Linked DNA regions of Homo sapiens: region 1 is linked to region 2. Evidence: chromatin contacts called from ENCODE Hi-C or POLR2A ChIA-PET data. All regions are on one chromosome and are shown on one strand. The core of a region is the stretch at or near the end of the contact, and the rest is flanking DNA. Distances in the headings are between cores, read along the strand shown.

What was found. A loop is a pair of places that touch in the nucleus more often than their neighbours do. ChIA-PET counts read pairs that join two places held with the same protein, here RNA polymerase II (POLR2A). Pooled maps may share reads with other maps.
Region 1: a map of OCI-LY7 shows a loop between it and region 2 (2.8-fold over the local background). The contact joins two enhancer-like sites. A Hi-C loop is called at or near these places in 2 of 168 maps with a recorded cell type or tissue (HepG2 and OCI-LY7), 1 of 37 single-sample maps with no recorded cell type and 3 of 50 pooled maps. POLR2A ChIA-PET finds 5 or more read pairs at or near these places in 4 of 52 experiments (GM12878, OCI-LY7, T-cell and 1 more).

Annotation. Positions count from the first base shown.
Region 1 is chr11:75,139,503-75,146,591 of GRCh38, forward strand. LOC107984358 (a long non-coding RNA gene) reads right to left here and starts at 624. Exons shown (of 3, transcript XR_001748297.2): 1 at 583-624. RefSeq lists an enhancer at 3,090-4,289. Within about 2 kb of position 3,774, at least 15 of the 41 ENCODE cell types and tissues checked have a DNase peak (open chromatin) inside an H3K27ac peak, as active enhancers do; they include OCI-LY7, where a contact is called at or near this core.
Region 2 is chr11:75,044,441-75,051,654 of GRCh38, forward strand. No RefSeq gene overlaps it. Among named protein-coding and RNA genes, the nearest start is that of OR2AT4, 49 kb to the right of the region's middle. Within about 2 kb of position 5,316, at least 3 of the 41 ENCODE cell types and tissues checked have a DNase peak (open chromatin) inside an H3K27ac peak, as active enhancers do; they include OCI-LY7, where a contact is called at or near this core.

The DNA.
Region 1 (7,089 bases), core at 2,524-5,023, 94 kb after region 2:
CTGGGCTCCCAGTGGGAGTGGGAGACAAGAGAGTAGAAAGAGTGCAGTAAAGGTCAGTGTGCAGATCTGGCGCTGCAGGGGGACGGCCTATCCTCACTTAAGACTGGAGTGGTAGGAGAATTTTGTGAAGATATTGAGACTGTAGAAGTGTTTGTTCCCCATTGAACGGGACTGGGAGGCAGTATAGTGGTTAAATGCTCCGATCTTGGTGCCAGACTAATTTGGATTCAAGCCTGGCATTTAGCTCTCTGAGAATCTGTTTTCTCTTCTGCAAAATGGAGGATTGATAATCAGGTATTTCTTTTTTTTTTTTCTTTTTTTTTTTTTTTTTTGAGATGGAGTCTTGCTCTGTCGCCCAGGCTGGAGTGCAGTAGTGCAATCTCTGCTCACTGCAACCTCCGCCTCCCAGGTTCAAGCAATTCTCTGCCTCAGACTCCTGAGTAGCTGGGATTACAGGCACCTGCCGCCACGCCTGGCTTTTTTTTTTTTTTTTTTTTTTTTTTTTTTGTATTTTTAGTAGAGACGGGGTTTTGCCACCTTGACCAGGCTGATCTTGAACTCCTGACCTCGTGATCCACTCACCTCGGCCTCCCAAAGTGCTGGCGTGAGCCACCATGCCCGGCCTCATCATCAGGTATTTCTTAAGTGCAAGCTCTGAGCTGGTGTAGTGCAGGTTGAGAAGAGGTAACAGTCACAAGCAGACGTCATAAACATTTCATCCAGGTTGCACAAGCCACTGTCCCTCTCCTGGGACCATGGGGAAGTCCAGACACTCACAGTCCATCCACTGTCTCCCTCCACAGAAATCGGAGAGGCACGGAAATGTCTTCAGCAGGAGCCCGTGTATTTCAGGAATACTTTTAAGCTAAGAACAAAAAAATAGCCCAACCCTTGAAGTTCCCCCTAAACCAGAGGCTGGCTGCCTGTGCCCTGTCCTGGCGCTGCTCTGCCCTGGAAACACTGGGAACGGTGGAGCTCTGTCTCTCTGTCTGGCCCCTACCGCCCTCACTCCCCCAGGTGTGCGAGGCTCCGACAGACGCGAGAGGCTGGAAAAGGAAAGTGCCAAAGGGAGGTTATGAATATGTCCAGAGAGAACCTGGGCCACCTTACCGACCATGCAGAGGAGGCCATGGAGCTCAGGGTAGGAGAGTCCAGAATGTGTCCCCAGTGCTGGGCCTCCGGCATACTCATCACCGCCACCATCCTCGCTGCCACCAGGGGGCAGTGTGGCCCCAGCGCAAGGGCATCAGCTTTGGGGGCCAAACGCACCTGGTCTCAAATCTCAGTTCCACGTACCACCTGTGTGTCCTTGGGCGCGCATGACTTCACTTCTCTCTGCCTCTGTTTCCTCTTTGGGAATGGGGGTAATAATAATGGCAACATTGGCTCGAGTGAGGTTTAGTGAGCTACTCTATGTGAGAGCTCTTTGCAAATCATCAGGTGCCTCAGTGCAATCGCCACCACAGCCACAGAGATTCCACCCGCTGGATGCCTTCCCCTCTGAGGTTTCTCACCCTGCAAAGCCTGAGACTCTTGCACTCAGTTTCTCTTTTGGATTATGCCAGTCCTGTGACAGGTGACCCTGGGTTGCCCCCATTCTTAGTCCAGTGTCTGAGAAGGGGAAGAAAAACTCCATTTGCATTGGAGCATTGGAGCAGCTCAGATGAGTGAACAGGAGGAAGGCTGCAGGCAGAGGAACTGGCTGATGGGAAGCTCCTCGAGTGAATGGCCAGCCTGCTCGATGCTGGTCAGCCAAGGACACGTGGAGAACTAGGGTATGACTGTGAGCACGTGTGTATTCTTTCAGGAGGAAGCAGGGAACACTTGGGTGGTGCTGGGAGGGATTGGAGGTCGTCCTTATCAGGTGAAGGATGGATCTGTGCTTATCCAGTGGTAAAAGGCAGGAAGGGCATTTGAGCTGAGGGAACTGTGCATATGCAGGCGCCAGGGATGAAAGTGCAAAAGGTAGGTTATAGGTGTGTGGTGATGAGCAGCAAATGTTAGGCTAAGAAATAGGCTTTGCTCTGAGGAGAATGGCTGGGCACAATAAGATTAGGGTTGGGAGCTGGGCAAGGTGTCTCACACCTGTAATCCCAGCACTTTGGGAGGCCATGGTGGGAGGATCACTTTAGCCCAGGAGTCTGAGACCAGCCTGGGCAACATAGCAAGACTCTGTCTCTACAAAAATAAAAATAAAAAAAATTAGCTGTGCATGGTGGTGCATGCCTGTGGTCCCGGCTACTTGGAAAGCTTGAGGTGGGAGGATTGCTTGTTTGAGGCTACAGTGAGCTAGGATGGCACCACTGCACTCCAGCCTGAATGACAGAGTAAGATCCTGTCTAAAAAAAAGATTAGTGTTTGGAAAGATGGCTCCAGTAGAATGTGGAGGATGGATTAGAACTAGGGAGACGGGAGTCACAGATGATTAAGGAGGCTGTGCAAGGGTTCTACAGGAACAAGGAGTGGTCTTTGAATTTAGGGAGAAGAGGGAATAAGACAGACAGAAATATGAAGGCAGAGTTGCCACACAGGCTGCAGGGATGGGGGCTGACTCTGAGGAGATGGGAGGGGCTCAGAACAGGGACCAGGGAGGGGCAGGTTTCCAGGCAAATGGTGAGCTCTCTGCTGAGCCGGAGCTGGGGTTCAAGCCCCTCCTGTTGTAGGAGGGAAACCTGAGATTTGACAAGGAAAGTAAAATGCCCAGGGTCAGTCAAAGGCAGCAGCTTAGTACTTGGATCATTCTGTATTCAACCTCATGGCTTAGGGACCAGTGGATAATGACTGAGTCCTCAAATTTGCCCTCTGAGACGGTTAAGTGCCATGGTTAGGGGCTTGGACTCTGGGGCCAGATTGTCTAGGTTAAGATCCTGATCTGCCTCTTACCAACTGTGTGACCTTGGCAGGTCTCTCTGTACCTCAGTTTCCTCATCTGTAAATTGGGGATTATAATAGGTTGTTTGGAGCATTAACTGAGCTGATACAAGTGCTTAGAACAGTGCTTGGCAAATAATGAGTGTTAGTCATGATCATTGCATCCATTTTGAAGAAGAAACTGAGGCTTAGAAAAATGAAGTATCTGCCCCATGCCACACAACTAATGTTGGCCGAGTTCCAGCCTAAGCTACTCCAAAGACTTGACTGGTTTGCTTAAGCTAACTGCTTGCCACCGCTGGCTCTTTCTGGAGGATGGTTGATGTCTTTAACTGAAAAGACTAGAGTCCCCAGCTGAAGGACTCTTAGGAGGAGATTCTGTGGCCCTCTAAGCGTCCTGTCTGGACCCAGCTCTGATTCTGACACCACCATTCAGCTTGTTTGCTGGAGAGATCCACTTGCTCCCCTGGCCAGAGAGCAGGCCAGAAACCAGGATCCATCAGGGAGGCCTGAGGCCTGGTCTCTCCCCTAGTTCCACCTAGGGGACAAAAAAAAGACATGCATTTAAATGAGGACAGTGCCACTTGGAAGGTGAGATGATTTTAGACGCGCATGCCAGGAACAGTTGGAGTGAGTGAATCTTGGAAGTGTGTGCACAGAATGTGGGGGGCGGATGATGTGTTGGGAGCATGATGTGAAAAGGAGAGAATCAAGCAAAACGCAAACTGTTGTGCTCTGAATAAGCAACACTGATGGAAGCAAGTTAGCCTGCTCCAGCCCCTCCTGAGAGAGCTGGCACACAGGCAAGTTAGGGTGTCCTACCCTGGTCCAGACACCAGAGAGAATCCACCTTGCCACGTGGTTCTTATGTGAGCCACTGCGGAGGCCCCGCCCAGCTGAGAAGCAGCTGCTTGTGTTCTGCTTCCTGCCTTCCCCATCCCTAGGCTCATAACCCAGCAGCAGAGGAAGTGACTCATCTTCCCAGATGAGATGGGCGGCATGCTTCCCCAGCAGCTCTCAGAAAATCTGCCCGAGCCACAGAAATGAAGCCGGGCAGCGGTAGGCTGTGGGTTTCTAGAGATCACTCCATGTGGTGCTGCTGCACTGACTTTCCAGAGCAGCTTCCTCAAGAGAAGAAAACAATCGTAACATTGCCTGAGTACCTATTACCCACCTGTAAGCACATGCAAAACACATTCAGTGATTAGTTCCATCCGTCAGATGAGAAAACAGAGGTGGAATGAAGAACACATGAATCTGAGTCTCCGTTTGGAAAGATGAGGGAGGTCTGGAGATGGATGGTGAGGATGGTTGTACAACAGTGTAGATGTACTTCATGCCACTGAATTTTACGTTAACATTTTATGTTATATATACTTTACAGTTTAAAAAAGTACTGCAGGCTGGGCACTCACGCCTGTAATCCCAGCACTTTGGGAGGCCATGATGGGCAGATCACCTGAGGTCATGAGTTCCAGACCAGCCTGGCCAACATGGTGAAACCTTGTCTCTACTAAAAATACAAAAATTAGCCAGGTGTGGTGGTGCACAGCTGTAGTCCCAGCTACTCAGGAGACTGAAGCAGGAGAATTGCTTGAACCCAGGAGGCAGAGGTTGCAGTGAGCCGAGATCATGCCACTGCACTCCAGCCTGGGTGACAGAGCAAGACTCTGTCTCAAAAAAAAAAAAAAAAACCGCAAACTAAGAATTAAATAACACAGCTACTAAGGGGGGAAGCCAGCAGTCACACCCGAGAAGTCCTACCCCAGCGCCTTCCTTGCTCTAAACACTCCTGTAATGTCTCATCTGCGAGTGAGGATAGTGACCTGCAGAAGATGTGATTGGACAGAGAGACAGGGGCCACTCAGTGTCAGGCTGAGAAGGATGGTCTCTCCTGGGGTTACTGAGAGCTGGGTCAGGGTTTTACACAGAAAGGGGCATGGTAGGATTTAAGGGTCAGAAAGTTCCCTCTGGCTTGCAAGAAGATGGGCTGGTGTGAAACTGGAGGTAGGAAAGAGGCCGGGGCATGGCCCAGACAAGAGCAGTGGTGGGCTAGGCCAGGACAGGGCTGCAGATTTGAGAGGCTCGTGAAGTGGAATGGACAGGTGGGGAACGCGGGCAGGCAATGACTGCCCTAGCTGGGTTTCTTCTGGCCCACCCAGTTCAGCCTCTGGACAGTGGTCCTTCAAGGTCCCCTCCCTGACTGAAGCCTCAGAGGAAAAGTCAGGGCACAGGCTTCCTCTCCAGCCCCCAGGGGGCAGTGTTGCAAAGTCTTTAGGGAGCAGGGCCCTTCTTCCAAATTATCCACGGCCTGGCAGGGGCTTGCTCCCATCGCGCATTTGCCACCCCCACTCACCCCATCCCCAACTCCCACCCTCGGCATCCCTCCCAGCCTTTGCTGCACCACCCCTCTCCCGTGTCCTCTCTCCAAGGAGACACATTAATAACTGTAATCCCACACTTGACACTTTAGGAAAACAGTGGCACAGCCATTAGCTCATGTGGGCCATGAGCAGAATGAGACTCCAAAAGACAGGGGCAGAGCAGAATGAGACTCTTCCCCCAACCCCCACCACCCCCATCCCCAACCACCATTAAAATTTTTTTTTTTTTTTTTTTTTTAGAGACAGGGTCTCGCTCTGCTGCCCAGGCTGGAGTACAGTGGTGCGATCATAGCTCACTGCAGCCTCCAACTCCTGGGCTCAAGGGATCCTCCCCACTTCAGCCTCCCCAGTAGCTGGGACCACAGGCATGTGCCACCACACCTGGCTAATTTTTAAATTTTTGGTAGAGACAGGGTCTCACTATGTTTCCCAGGCTTGCATCGAACTCCTGGCCTCAAGTAATCTTCCTGCCTCGGTCTCCCAAAGCACTGGGATTGTAGTCATGAGCCACTGCACCTGCACCCCCCACCCTCCACCATTTTATAATAAGGAAACTGAGGACCAGGCAGGGAATGAGACCTGACCAGCATGTCAGTGGCAGAGCCAGGGCTGGGGGCTGAAGGCCAGCCAGTGCCCAAGCTGGAGCCCTGCAGCACCTGTAGAACAACAGCTGTGAACCGTGGTCCCCCCGCCCACCTGCAGAGTCCCCATTTTTCTCCTGAGCTTCCTCCTACCTCAGGGGGCCTTCCTAGTGATTTATTCTCCTGGGTTGTCAGTGAGATCAGGCTGACCTGGCACGTACGTGTCATGATTTACTTCCTCCTCATCCTCTGCTTCCAGAATTATAAGAGTCATCACCATCACCATCACTGCTGTATTAATAATGGCTCATATCTGCTCAGCTCTCAGAATTTTGGAAGCACTAATCTATCCATCAGCTCATCCAAGCCATATGACAGCTCTGGGAAGGTGTTTTGCAGACAATGGCACTAAGGATCAGAGAGGGCAAGTGACCAGCCCCAGGTCACTGGGCGAGGCTGGGGGCGGTCTCCCAGGAGGAAGAAGCTGTACCACATACTTAGGAGAAGATCGGGCAAGATAACAGGGTTTAGGACAGTCCTGCCAGGAGGCTTCTTGTGTCAACTAAAACTAAAATCTAAGCCCCTCAATTCACTGAATGGACAACCCACCTCTTGGCCAAGGGGACCCCAGAGAAACCTTTAAAAACTGAGTTCTTGGCCATGAAGGGACAAGAGACACACCTCGTTTATCCTCCTCCCTTTTGTGGCTTAGACACTACACCTGAGCAGCATTAATGTTAAAACAGAGATCATAAGACTGACAGAATGGACTCTTTGTGGCAATAAGATGCCAAACTATAAACATGACCTAGGGTCACGCCAGGCAAGGGTTAAGTCCCACACCCATACACTAAAGAATAAACTATGTTCTCACTGCCACAACATTTCTCTTTTTCTCTAGCAGCTAAATAAGCCCTGGTCTTGAGATAAGCAGTGGTAAAACAATTTGCAGCTCCTCCACCGCCAGACACTAACTAACTGATCCCCGTTCCACCAGCCATAACTATAGCTCTGATTGGACTAGAGACTGTTTCAGGAATTTTTTCTGATAAGAGACCACCGACCATGGATGGGTTCTGGCCAGTTTATAGACACCGCACTTGAGCCCTTCATGTCCTTGCTTCACCTTTTGATGTATATATGCATTTGAATGTTAAGTCTCCAACCCAAGGTGAACATGGGTCTTATGAAACATGCATGTTTATTCCATATGCATACATTAGGATCACCTCATGAATATTCATAGCTCCTCC
Region 2 (7,214 bases), core at 4,066-6,565:
GATGGATCCAGTGATCAGATGGAAGAATAGCCGTGCCACAACTGCTAGGAGCCACAGTCATACTGGCTGTGCATGAGACCACCCACCGAGGCCAAGAGTCACTTGAAAAGTTGTTAGGCCGGTACTTCTACATCTCCCATCTGTCAGCCCTTGCCAAAACAGTGGCACAGCAGTGTGTCACCTCCCGGCAGCACAATGCTAGGCAAGGTCCAACTGTCCTGCCTGGCATACAGGCTTATAGAGCAGCCCCCTTTGAAGATCTCCAAGTAGACTTCACTGAGATGCCCAAATGTGGAGATCTCATCCCTAGGTTTGGACTGCCCTTACGAATTGGCTCAGACAATGGGCCGGCATTTGTGGCTGACTTGGTACAGAAGACAGCAAAGGTGATCAGGTGCAGATCAAGGATTAGAACATAGCCCCCTCGTGGCCACGGTGAAAAGGACCCCAGACCATCATCTTGACCACTCCCACAGCTGTAAAAGTAAAAGGAATCCCAGCCTGGATCCACCACAGCCGCGTGAAACCCGCAGCACCTGAGACCTGGGAGGAGAGACTAAGCCTGGATAATCCCTACAAAGTGACTCTGAACAAGATGACAAGCGCTGCTCCAGTCACACCCAGAAGCTGACTGATCCACGCACGGCCAAGGCATGAGGAAACCCACCGTGGGACTTATTTTCCTTAAATTTTGGACTTGTACAGTAGGGACTTCAACTGACCTTCCTCAAACTAAGGACTGTTCCCAGTGTATACATCAGGTCACTAAGGTAGGGCAAAAAGTTAAAACTGTCTTTTTATTCTATAGTTATTATAAATGTGCTGGAACTCTAAGAAGGACTTGTTTGTATAATGCCACCCAGTACAAGGTATGTAGCCCAGGAAGTGACCAGCCTGATGTGTGTTATAACCCATCTGAGCCATTTGTGTTTTGTTTTTTGTTTTTTGGTTTTTGTTGTTGTTGTTGTTGTTTGAGACAAAGCCTCACTCTCACTCTGTCGCCCAGGCTGGAATGCAGTGGCGCGATCTCGGCTCACTGCAAGCTCCGCCTCCCCAGTTCACGCCATTCTCCTGACTCAGCCTCTCGAGTAGCTGGGACTACAGGCACCCGCCAACACGCCTAGCTAATTGTTTTTGTATTTTTAGTAGAGACGGGGTTTCACCATGTTAGCCAGGATGGTTTCGATCTCCTGACTTCGTGATCCGCTGCCTTGGCCTCCCAAAGTGCTGGGATTGCAGGCGTGAGCCACTGTGCCTGGCCAGTCACAGTTTTTAAAATAAAATTAAAAAGAGTCACCTGGTGAGGTCTAAACCATACTAAAAATAATCCATTTAGTACATTCCCAAAGTTGCAAACCTTGTGGGCCCACCCAGAGTCCCACCAGGACTGGACAGCCCCCACTGGAATATACTGGATATGCAGATATAGAGCTTACGCCAAATTACCCATCCAGTGGGCAGGTAGTTGTTGTGTTATTGGCACTATTAAACCATCCTTCTTCCTACTGCCCATAAAAACAGGTGAACTCCTGGGCTTCCCTGTTTATGCTTCCCCCAAAAAGAGAAACATAGCTATAGGTAATTGGAAAGATGATAAATGGCCCCCTAAGAAAGTCATACAATACTATGGGCCTGCTACTTAGGCATAAGATGGCTCGTGGGGATACTGGAACCCCATTTACATGCTCAACCAAATCATATGGTTACAAGCTGTCTTAGAAATAATCACTAATAAAACTGGCAAAGTCTTGACTATTCTGGCCCGGCAAGAAACTCAGATGAGAAATGCTATCTATCAAAATAGTTTGGCTCTCGACTGCTTGCTAGCAGCTGAGGGAGAGGTCTGTGGGAAATTTAACCTTACCAATTGCTGTCTACACATAGACGATCAAGGGTAAGCAGTTGAAGACATAGTTAAAGATATGACAAAACTGGCATATGTGCCCGTGCAAGTGTGGCATGGATTTAATCCTAGGGCCATGTTTAGAAAATGGTTCCCAGCACTAGGAGGATTTAAAACTCTTATAATAGAAATTATAATAGTAATAGGAACCTGCTTACTATTCCCTTGTTTGCTACCTGTACTCCTTCAAATGATAAAAAGCTTCATCGCTACCTTAGTTCACCAAAATGCTTCAGCACACGTATACTATATAAATCACTATTGATCTGTCCTACGAGAAGGCATGGGTAGTGAGGATGAAAGTGAGAACTCCCACTAATGAGTGAAGTTCTCAAAAGTGGGAGAATAAGGGAGGAGAACACCCCTCATATTGTCTTATGCCCAATTTCTGCCTCCAAAGAAAGAAGTAAAAACTAAAAGTCAGAAATGAAATCCGCAGGCAGATAGCCCGATGCAAGCCCTGGGCCTGGTAGTTAAAAATCAACCCCTGACCTAACTGCTTGTGTTATCTATAGATTCCAGACATTGCATGGAAAAGCATTGTGAAAATCTCTGTCCTGTTCTGTTCCATTCTAATTACTGGTGCATGCAGCCCCCAGTCACGTACCCCGTGCTGGCTCAATCGATCACAACCCTCTCACATGGACCCCCTTAGAGTTGTAAGCCCTTAAATGGGACAGGAATTGCTCACTTGGGGAGCTCAGCTTTTGAGATGCAAGTCTGCTGAAGCTCCCAGCCGAATAAAGCTCCTTCGTTCTTTAACCCTGTGTCTAAGGAATTTTGTCTGCAGCTTGTCCTGCTACATCTCCAGTTCCATGAGATGTGACCTTAGATTATCTATTTGTGCTCTCTCAGACTTTTTGATGTGGGCATTTAATGGTATGAACTTTCCTCTTAACACTGCTTTTGCTGTACTCCAGAGGTTTTGATAGGTTATGTCACTGAGGCAGGAAAATAGGGTCTGGAGGTAGGGAACATAAGGCTGATTCACACTTCAGCTATGACAGGAAATATCCTCTCCATAGGGCGTATGCCATAAATGACTTTGTAACTTTACTTCATCCTCTCCATTTACATAGGGTGTACCCAAAGTAACCAATGGAATCCTCTAGCGGGTATTTAAACTCCCCAAAATTCTGTAACGGGGCCTTTGAGCTCCTATGCTTTGGCCCACTCCCACGCTGTGGAGTGTACTTTCATTTTTTCAATAAACCTGTTCATCCCTTCCCTGCTTTGTTTGTGTGTTTTGTCCAGTTCTTTGTTCAAGATGCCAAGAGCCTGGACACTCTCCACTGGTGAAATCACTATTATCATTCAGTTCAAAGAATTTTTAAATTTCCCTCTTGATTTCATTGTTGACCCAGTGATCATTCAAGAGCAGGTTATTTAATTTCTATGTATTTGCCTGGTTTTGAGGGTTCCTTTTGGAGTTGATTTCCAGTTCTAATCTACTGTGGTATGAGAGAGTACTTGATACAATTTCAGTTTTCTTAAATTTACTGAGACTTGTTTTGTGGCCTATCATATGGTCTGTCTTGGAGAATGTGCCATGTGCTGATGAATAGAATGTATATTCTGCAGTTGTTGAGTAGAATGTTCTGTAAATATCTGTTAAGTCCTTTTGTTGTAGAATATAGTTTAAGTCCATTGATTCTTTGTAGACTTTCTGTCTTGATGACCTGTCTAGTGCTGTCAGTGGAGTATTAAAGTCCGCCACTATTATTGTGTTGCTGCCTATCTCCTTAGGTCAAGTAGTAATTGTTTTATAAATTTGAGAGCTCCAGTGTTAGGTGCATCTATATTTAGAATTGTGATATTTTCCTGCTCGACTAGTCCTTTTATCATTATATGATGTCCCTCTTTGTCTTTTATAACTGTTGTTGCTTTAAAGTTTATTTTGTCTGATATAAGAATAGCTCCTCCTGCTCATTTTTAGTGTCCATTTGCATGGAATATCTTTTTCCACCCCTTTACCTTAAGTTTATGTGAATCCGTATGTGTTAGGTGAGTCTCCTGAAGACAGTAGAAACTTGATTGGTGAATTCTTATTCATTCTGCCATTCCGTATCTTTTAAGTGGGGCATTTAGGTCATACACATTCAATGTTAGTGTTGAGATATGAAGAGCTATTCTATTCATAATGCTATTTTTTTGCCTGAATACCTTGGGTTTTTTTTTTCATTGTGTTATTATTATATAGGTCCCATGAGATTTATGCTTTAAGGAGGTTCTGTTTTGGTGTATTTCATGGATTTGTTTCAAGATTTAGAGCTCCTTTTAGCAGTTCTTGTAGTGCTGGCTTGGTAGTGGCGAATTCTCTCAGCATTTGTTTGTCTGGAAAAGAATGTATCTTTCCTTCATGTATGAAGCTTAGTTTCACAAAATTATTGGCTGATACTTGTTTTGTTTAAGGAGGCTAAAAATAGGACCTCAATCCCTTCTAGCTTGTAGGGTTTCTGCTGTTAATCTGATAAGTTTTCCTTTATGGGTTACTTGATGCTTTTGCCTCACAGCTCTTAAGATTCTTTCCTTTGTCTTGACTTTAGATAACCTGATGACTATGTGCCTAGGCGATGATCTTTTTGTGATGAATTTCCCAGATGTTTTTTGAGCTTCTTGTATTTGAATGTCTAGATCTCTAGCAAGGCTGGAGAAGTTTTCCTCTATTATTTCCTCAAATATGTTTTCCATACTTTTAGATTTATCTTCTTCCTTGAGAACACCAATTATTCTTAGGTTTGGACATTTAACATAGTTTCAAACTCCTTGGAGGCTTTGTTCATTTTTAAAAATTCTTTTTTGTCTCTGATGGATTGGGCAGATTCAAAAGCCTTGTCTTTGAGCTCTGAATTTCTTTCTTCTGCTTGTTCAATTTTATTGCTGAGACTTTCCAGTGCATTTTGCATTTCTCTAAGTGTGTCCTTGATTTCCAGAAGTTGTGATTGTTTTTTATTTATGCTATCTATTTCACTGAAGAATGTTCCTTTCATATCCTGTATCATGTTTTTGATTTCTTTAAGTTGGACTTCACTTTACTCTGGTACCTCTGTAGCAGGATGATCCACAGACAAAACCTCTCAGACACCAAGTTGTAGAAGGAAGGGCTTTATTCAGCTGGGATCATCAGCCAGCTACTGTCTCAAAATCCGAGCTCCCCGAGTGCACAATTTCTGTCCCTTTTAAGGGCTCACAACACTAAAGATTTCACATGAAAGGGTCGTGATTGATTTGAGCAAGCAAGGGGTACGTGACAGGGGCTGCATGCACCGGTAGTCAGGGAGGAACAGAACAGGGCAGGGAGTTTCACAATGTTCTTCTATACAATGTAAGGAATCTATGAATAACATCTGCTTCTAAATCATAAGTTGATTTTTAACTACTGGGTTTAGGCCAGGTGGGCCCAGGCCTGGTTTCGGGCCTGGCGCCAGGCTGCCTGTCTTTGGTTTTACTTCCTTGTTGTTTTTACTGAATATGAAACAATATAAAACAATGTGAGAGGGTCTTTCTCTCCTCTCACCTCCTTGATTAACTTAATAATCGACCTTCTGAATTCTTTTTCTGGCAATTCAGAGATTTCATCTTGATTTGGATCCATTGCTGATGTGAAAGGAAAATAAATCTTGGGGCCCCTAAATCACTAAGCTAAAGAGAAAAGTCAAGCTGGGAAATGCTTGGGGCAAACCTGCCTTCCATTCTATTCAAAGTCACCCCTCTGCTCACTGACATGGATGCATATCTGATTGCTTCCTTCGAAGAGGCTGATTAGAAACTCGTAAGAATGCAACTGTTCCTCTCACCTGTCTGTGACCTGGAAGTCCCCTCCCCACTTTGAGTCTTCCTACCTTTGCTTCAAGTTGTCCTGCCTTTCCAGACTGAACCAATGTACTTCTTATGTATATTGATTAATGTCTCATGTCTCCCTAAAATGTATAAAACTAAGCTGTGCCCTGACCACCTTGGGCTCATGTCGTCAGAACTTGCTAAGGCTGTGTCACGGGTGCATCGTCAACCTTGGCAAAATAAACTTTCTAAATTGAGACCTATTTCAGATTTTCTGGGTTCACACTGGTAAGCTGGTATGATCTTTTGGGGGTGTTAAAGAACCTTGCTTTGTCATATTATCAGAATTGTTTTTCTGATTCCTTCTCATTTGGGTAGACTGTCAGAGGGAAGATTTGGGATTCAAGGGCTGCTGTTCAAATTCTTTTGTCCCACCGGGTGCTCCCTTGATGTGGTGTTCTCCCCCTTCCCCTAGGAATGGGGCTTCCTGAGAGCTGAACTGTAGTGTCTGTTTTTGCTCTTCTGAGTCTAGCCACCCTGTGGAACTACTGGGCTCTGGGCTGGTACTAGGAGTGTCTGCAAAGAGTCCTGTGATGTGATCTATCTTGAGGTCTTAGAGCCATGGCTACCAGCACCTGCTCTGGTGGAGGTAGCGGGAGAGTGAAGTGGACTCTGTGAGGATCCTTGGTTGTGTTTTTGTTTGGTGCACCGGTTTTGTGTTGGTTGGCCTCCAGTCGGGAGGTGGCACTTGCAAGATCACATTGGCTGTGGTTTTATAGGAAGGATGCAAACCTGGTTAAGTATTCTGGTTTCTCAGGCGGTGGGCAGGGCCATAGAGATCCCAAGAGATTATAACTTTTGTCTTCAGCTAGCAGGGCAGGTAGAGAAAGACCACCAGGTGGGAGCAGGGATAGGTGTGTCTGAGCTCAGCCTCTCATTTGGCGGGGCTTGCTGTGGCTCCTGTGTCAGGGGGTGTGGTTCCCAGTCCAATGGAGTTATATTCCCAAGGGGATTATGGCTGCCTCTTCTGAGTCACCAAGGAAGTGGGGAAAGTTGGCAGTCTAAGGCCTCACCTTGCTCCCATGCAGCCCGCAGTGCTAAAGGCCAGCGTCACTCCCACTGTGCCCCCACAACAGTACCACGTCTATTTCCAGGCAGCCAGTGACCTGGGCTGAGAACTTGCTCCAGACCACGAGCCTTCCTGTTGAGAAACCAAGCAGACTCACAGTTTTTTGGCATCTCAGGGAGCCTGGATTGGTGATCCAGTTCCTTCAAAGGCTCTGTAGATTCTCTTGGCTTTCCTGGTATGTTCTTGTGGTAGTTCTTGGAGCAAAAGTCTCCACATGCTATTCTATCCATCCGAGTGGGAGCTGCATGCTAGTCCTGCCTCCTATCTGCCATCTTTCCCCACATGAGATATATTTTGATATACTTTCACATTCAAGGTATTTGTCTTTGGATCTAAAATGAGTCTTTTATAGATAGTATATAGCTGGATAATACTTTTTAAAAAATACATTCTTCTAATCTC